Regions from separate parts of the Homo sapiens genome. Here region 2 is linked to region 1. A link is a contact called in ENCODE Hi-C or POLR2A ChIA-PET data. All regions are on one chromosome and are shown on one strand. The core of a region is the stretch at or near the end of the contact, and the rest is flanking DNA. Distances in the headings are between cores, read along the strand shown.

What was found. Hi-C counts contacts between places; a loop is a spot of excess contacts on that map. ChIA-PET counts read pairs that join two places held with the same protein, here RNA polymerase II (POLR2A). Pooled maps may share reads with other maps.
Region 2: a pooled map shows a loop between it and region 1 (2.0-fold over the local background). The contact joins two enhancer-like sites. A Hi-C loop is called at or near these places in 5 of 50 pooled maps. POLR2A ChIA-PET finds 5 or more read pairs at or near these places in 3 of 52 experiments (CD4-positive, alpha-beta memory T cell, WTC11 and naive thymus-derived CD4-positive, alpha-beta T cell).

The regions. Positions count from the first base shown.
Region 1 is chr6:139,111,798-139,115,225 of GRCh38, reverse strand. No RefSeq gene overlaps it. Among named protein-coding and RNA genes, the nearest start is that of HECA, 22 kb to the left of the region's middle. Within about 2 kb of position 1,890, at least 3 of the 41 ENCODE cell types and tissues checked have a DNase peak (open chromatin) inside an H3K27ac peak, as active enhancers do.
Region 2 is chr6:139,532,378-139,536,015 of GRCh38, reverse strand. No RefSeq gene overlaps it. Among named protein-coding and RNA genes, the nearest start is that of LINC01625, 60 kb to the right of the region's middle. RefSeq lists a cis regulatory region at 1,090-1,928. Within about 2 kb of position 1,760, at least 16 of the 41 ENCODE cell types and tissues checked have a DNase peak (open chromatin) inside an H3K27ac peak, as active enhancers do.

The DNA.
Region 1 (3,428 bases), core at 641-3,140:
TCAAATACCTCTTCTATTTTGTTTTCCTTTAGAATCAATGTTCTTTATTCTTAAGATAATAGAAAAGTGCACTAAATAGTTTGGAGACTGTTCAAAATAATCATATTTTACTCTTTACTTCATTTATCCTTCTTTAATACCTGAGGTATTTCATGAAGGCTAGTATGTCATAGATCTAAAATGATTGTTTCCTCATTTCTATGGCTCAGAAAAATCTGACAAGAACCTCCGCAGCTGCACTGGTTATAGTCTCAGACTGTCATCCCCAGCCAGGTGCAAAAACAATGGCTGCCTATTAATATCCCCGTGCCAGCTGTTATCCCTACATGTGCAACATCCGGGTGCTGATGGGGAGAACACCATTTTATCTGCAGCCTCCCCTTTTTTGGTAAGGAATAAACTTTGCTGTCAACTTTTAAATGGCTCCTAATGAGTTAAAAGAAATAAATTATGTTTTATGCAATGTATTTTTCATTCAAAGGACTAATGACAGACCCTTTTAGGACCATCCTTATGTTTGAGGCATATACAGAGCACAGGACTTCCAGCCGCAAAGGTTATGGGTGGAAATGATATATGTGATTTCACTCAGGTCTGCAATGGAAATCAATCTTCCATGAAAGTACCCTGTAATCAGGTATAATTGACATAATGAATAGGTAAAACATGAAACAGAAGAACACATTGGCAGGTAAGAGGTAAGGAGGGGCCAGGGAAACATATGTAAATGGAATCCAAAACCATAAACTAGTTAATATTTCAGTTTTTGAAAGTTACTAACAGTCAGTCTAAGGGACCCCCAATAAAATGTGATGGGCTCCAGTGTAAAAATAAGCCATACTCTTTATTCTTGATGAGCTGAATTATCTAAAGTCAGAAATGTGACACCAACCAAAGTATTCAGTGTCAGATTTATTTTATTCAAAGTCATATAATTTTATATTGGGAAGAGACCTTGCAATTCAACCTTTCATCAAGCACTGGAATTCCTTCCACAATATCCCAAGCAGATGGACATTTAGTCTTAGCTTGACTCCTGACTTAACCTGATCATTTAGACATAGCTTGAGCTCCTCCTACAACAGTGAGCTAAGCACTCTGTAAGGCAGCCTACTATATTATTGGACGTTTTTGGTTCCCAGAAACTTCCTTTTTAGGTTGAGATGAATCTTGCATTTCTATAATTTCTGTCCATTGATCATGGCTTTGCTATTTGGAAGATGCTGTATTCTAATTTTGGGGGCAGGCTTAGGTTGCCTAGGTTAGATAGGGTGATGGTTTAAGATATCCTAGGTCCAAAGAGTAGGGAATTAAGAGAGGTGAAATAAGTACATACTTTTAAATCCAACAATTCTTTTTGGGTCTAAGTAAATAGCATAGGTCATTATTATAACTTATATTTAAGGTATATTCAGAGTTAAGCGTATATATTAAGATTTAAAGACCTGTAACACTTAAGTACAATGCAATACTTTCTCATCATTTAATTTTGTATGTTCATCTAATTTCTGGAATCTCCCCAGCCTAAGCTCAAGGAGGTTAAAAGTTTTGGGAGTAGGAGACGTAGGAGACTTTTTGGGGAATAATTTTTCCCCAAAATATATTATTGGATAGAATTTACTTTCCAGTCCAAAAAACTTGATGTTGAAATTGTCACTTATAATCAGAGGTCTCAGTAGACATCTGCATTGTTCCAGCCTTGGTAGAGCTTTGGATTCTGCAAGTAACACTCAAACTCTACCACTTCCCCTGCTTCTGAGGTTAAAAGCAAGTGCCTGTCCTCATTATGATAGTTAAGATCTTATCTTCTCTTGTTTTTCTACCTCTGATAGGCTGTTCTGGTATTTATCCTGGGGGCAAAACAGAAAAGTGGTTGATTTCTTCGTGGCTCAAACAGAAAGATCATCAGGAACATGCACAACACACACACACACACACACACACACACACACACACACACAAGCATTAAGCTCCCTGGGGCCTTGAGGCCTCTACTGTCACTGCATTTCTTTGTTTTTTTTTTTTTTTGAGATGGAGTTTCACTCTTTTTTCCCAGGCTGGAGTTGCAGTGGCACGATCTCGGCTCACCACAACCTCTGCCTCCCAGGTTCAAGCAATTCTCCTGCCTCAGCCTCCCAAGTAGCTGGGATTATAGGTATGCACCACCACACCTGGCTAATTATATATTCTTAGTAGAAACGGAGTTTCACCATGTTGGTCAGGCTCGTCTCGAACTCCTGACCTCAGGTGATCCACTCACCTTGGCCTCCCAAAGTGCTGAGATTATAGGCATGAGCCACCGTGCCCAGTCTCTCACCGCATTTCTAACTCTCCTTCTTCATTGGTGATGGATAAATCACCATGTCTTCTATCTGCTTTGGGGTTTTTCTTCTTCCTCTAAACAAATTTTTGAAAGGGTTATATTGTAAACATTATAGATTCGTACTTTTATAGGTGACTAATAGGCTAAATTCCTTCTGGACAACAATGGAGCTTATATTTCTTTCAGATGCTTCAAAGAATATAGAATGTAAGCTCTAGGAAGCATGCCAGAAACACTTTTGAATCCAAACGGCCGGGTCGAGCCGGGTTATACTGAGAAATTTTGAGATATTTAAAAATCATTACAGCTGACAGAATAATAAACACCTATTCAAATGCAAAATAGTTATTTTTCTCTTTACCTTTTAAAGTCAGTGAAAGAAGGTTCTCACCATTTTACAGCTGTTAAAAAATTTAACTATATGTCACCCACTTTCATAAATATTTACCCAATTTAATCCTTAAAACAAGCCTCGAGGCATTACTCTCTGCATTTTTGAAAATAAGGAAACTGGCTTAAAGAGGAAGAGTTGAGACATGCCTGACAATCCCAGGAGTTGAAGTTGAGGGAGTCTCATGACTTCAGAGCCCAGGCATGTTCACTCTATCATGACTATTCCAGTGACCTGCAGGCTCACTTTGGTCTGCTATTACAAATAAAAGAGACCCTTGAATTTGCTTTCTAAATAATTATCTTCATGCCAGTCACCATGGCTCACGCCTGTAATTCCATCACTTTGGGAGGCCGAGGTGGGAGATTGCTTGAACGCAGGAGTTCAAGACCAGCCTGGGTAACATAGTGAGACTTTGTCTCTACAAAAAATACAAAATTGGCCGGGTATGGTGGCACACACCGGTAGTCCCAGCTACCCGAGAGGCTGAGGTGGGAAGATCTCTTGAGCCTGGAAGGTCAAGGCTGCAGTGAACTGTGATCTTACTGCACTCCAGCCTGGGCAACAGAGCAAGACCCTGTCTAAAGTAATAATCCTCATGATAATAACAATAATATTCCAAACATCTTTTGCCCAGTAAATTTTGATGTTTTGGTTCTCAATCTATGGGCTGGGTAAGACATGTCCTTTGCTGGAGATTTCCACAGGTAAATT
Region 2 (3,638 bases), core at 511-3,010, 420 kb before region 1:
ATTTAATGGGAGAAGCAACACTATTTAATGAAATAATAGAATTTTCCCAGAAAATAGAAGAGATTAGAAGGAATTAATATACAATATGTCAAATCAATGACCTCACTCTTAAAGTCCAGAATGAGGTATATCATCCATTAATCTCTACATTTCTGTAAGATAAACAAGGCTATATAAGGAGAGGTAAACTGAGGCAGAGAGAAGCATAATGAGTAGCCCACAGTCACATCACTATCCCACCTATCCCCCTGCAAGAGTTCAAAGGAGGGGAGCTCTGATTTTGCCCAAATCATTAAGTTACAGGTGGCAAAAGTCATGCCTATAGCGGCAGCCTCCAGCTCACCCACATAGGGTGCAACAATGATCTGCTCAGGCTTGGGGAGAAAATATTGGAATTTCTTTTCTTTTTTTTTTTGAGACGGAGTCTCGCTGTGTTTCCCAGGCTGGAGTGCAGTGGCATGATCTTGGCTCACTGCAAGCTCCGCCTTCCGGGTTCATGCCATTCTCCTGCCTCAGCCTCCCAAGTAGCTGGGACTTCAGGTGCCCGCCACCACACCTGGCTAATTTTTTTGTATTTCTAGTAGAGACAGGGTTTCACCATGTTGGCCAGGATGGTCTTGATCTCTTGACCTCGTGATCCACCTGCCTTGGCCTCCCAAAGTGCTGGGATTACAGGCGGGAGCCACCACGCCCGGCCTGGAATTTCTATTTCTGTTTTTATATCATCTTCTTTTAATTTATATATATATATAATGTTTTATAATGTACATGATATGCTAACACAGAAGTGCATGCAGATAATTGATGGCTATATAAAAAGAGAAGATGTGGGCTGATAAATTTTTTACTTATAGGATGCAGTTAAAAACTTTCCAGATAACTAGTATAGATCATACTAACATTTTGATGGCTTCAACTGTACCACAGAACTGAAAGGGAAAGAAATACGTGCAGAAACTGGAACAACTGCATTTGTGAATGCTCCACACTGATAAAGTAAGGTAGCACCTAATCTGGATTTAGAATACTGTATTTGCAGCCAAACAGAGATTATCAGCTTGTTTTTATTTGTTGATCCTTTCAAAGGCTCTTACTTCTGTTTACCAGGAGACCACTTCTATCATTGTTTTCCTCTCCTCACTCCCCTCCCTTTTTCAAAGAATCTCCTATTTTAAGAAGTGTTAGGCTTGGCCTATCTGGTGCAACATAAATTTAGCTTACCAGGGCAGTCAGGAAGTCAGAACAGCTTTGTGGGTTCCCACAGTTTGTTTGCTCATTCGATTAACAATCGTGCATCTACTAAGTGCTAGACATGAGGCTGCAAAGATATTCCAAGACTCCTGGAGTCCAGTGTCAAGAAGGAGGACTCCCCAGTCGAGAGAGAGACTGAGAAAGTGGTACACTAGCTGGCTACAAAGAAAGAAGACGAAGAGCAGCCCATTGAGGGGGGGTGCCAGGAAGTCAGAGCTGGATAGGAGTGGGTATCAGGAAACCTCTCTAGGAAGAAATGGCTCTTAACCCTTGACTGAGAGGAGCAGGCCAAGTGCCACTTTTCTTTCATCAGAAGAAAAATAAAATGGCAAGGCACTGCACTCTCACCTGAGCAAGCAGATGCAGCTTGGAGAGAGGAGTTTCTTTCTTCCTTTCAGTGTACCTTATCTCTGTCTCCTTCCAGCTTTGCATGGCTCTGAAGGTGTGGTCTGGGTGTGTATCTTACACTCAGCAGACTGCAGCTTTCCCGGGACACACGAGCTGCGTTGCCTAGCCCAGCCCAGTGCACTTAAAGACACCCAGAACACGCAGCTCCCACCAGTGCCCAAGCGCTTAAAGGCAAATGTGTCTCGGGGGCCTTTGCAGAAAAGAAAATCAAACAGCAATGATTTTGACAGATGTGAGGCTAGGAGAGTGAGTTGAGAAACAACTGAATTTCATTCTGTTTAATCCCATGTATACGTCACTTAACGGGTTAAAAAAAGGCTGATTCAATGAGTTTAATCGTAAAATCTGCTGTAAGCAAATTGTAACCTAACCTTCAAATTCATTCCAATGAGCCCACATTTTTAAACTGTACACTGGAAGAAAGACTAAACTTTTTACTCAGAAAAGGTTGTTTTTCTTCCATCCTCTTCCCTTCTTCCACACTTCTTTCTTTCCAGGGCTTAGTGCAATAGTGGCTTAGAATCAGGCTTCCTGCTTTAATTCAAAGTGTTCCGGGTGGTGTAGAAAAAAATATCTATGTCATGATTCAGCATAAGGGCTCTTGAAGTCACTGTTTTTGCTACTTTCAGAAGAAACATGGCAGGATTGCCTAATTGTTCCTTCCTGAAACATGGAAGAGAGGCATGCAGGGACTCGGAGTCAGAAGGGCAAGATTAGAGTTTTGTCAGAAGCAGAGAAGATATTTTTTGTAAGAAAAACAAGGATTTTACCATCAAAATAGGAAATCCATCAAAGGACCATGGTGCTTAGTCCCTGTTAGTTAAAACAGTACGGGAGGGGATAGAGTGGGCGAGAAGTTAATCTATATCCACAATTCTTTAATTACGTGGTTAAAAAACAAAGCAAAACAAAACCAAGCAGAAAAATAAAAAATAAAAAAACAGCCCTTACAGCCAACTCTTGCATGTTGTTCAAGTTGAGCAAGGAAACTGGAATTTGAACTTAAGGTGCAGGGATCAGCATAACATCCCAAAGTATGAGGGCAACAACCAGGGAGCATTCTAGAACCTTCCCTCACTGCTGGAGTAGTACACATTAACACCTTTATCTTTTCCAATATCGAGGTGAATTTTTTAAAATAAATAAAAATTTTTAAGACAAACTCAGGCATTTTTGTCTCAATTTACAAAGGTTTCACCCAAAATGCAGTCATTACAAAAGTCTAGAATCAGTCCCTCTGAATGGAAGGCCCTTATTCCTTTTTATTCACGCTACCCTTCATTCTCATACCAAGTATGTGTCAAACCCTGCCTTTAAAAGACAAGGTTAAGGCTGGGCTGGGTGGCTCACGCCTGTAATCCCAGCACTTTGAGAGGCCGAGGTGGGTGAATCATAAGGTCAGGAGTTCGAGACCAGCCTGGCCAACATGGTGAAACCCCATCTCTACTAAAAATACAAAAATTAGGCCGGGCGCAGTGGCTTACGCCTGTAATCCCAGCACTTTGGGAGGCCGAGGCAGGTGGATCACGAGGTCAGGAGGTCGAGACCATCCTGGCTAACACGGTGAAAACCCATCTCTACTAAATATACAAAAAATTAGCCAGGTGTGGTGACGGGCGCCTGTAGTTCCAGCTACTCAGGAGGCTGAGGCAGGAGAAAGGCGTGAACCCGGGAGGCGGAGCTTGCAGTGAGCCAAGATCGCGCCAATTGCACTCCAGCCTGGGTGACAGAATGAGACTCCATCTAAAAAAAAAAAAAAAAAAATAGCCGGTTATGGTGGTGAGCACCTGTAGTCCCAGCTACTTGGGAGGCTGAGGCAGGAGAATCACTTGAACCCAGGAGGGGGAGCTTGCCGTGAGCCGAGATCACGCCACTGCACTCCAGCCTGGGCAACAGAGCGATACTCTGTCTCAAAAAAAAAAAAAAAAAAAAAAAAGACAAGTTTCAATGCAAGGAAACTGCAATTTCATTGATAATTT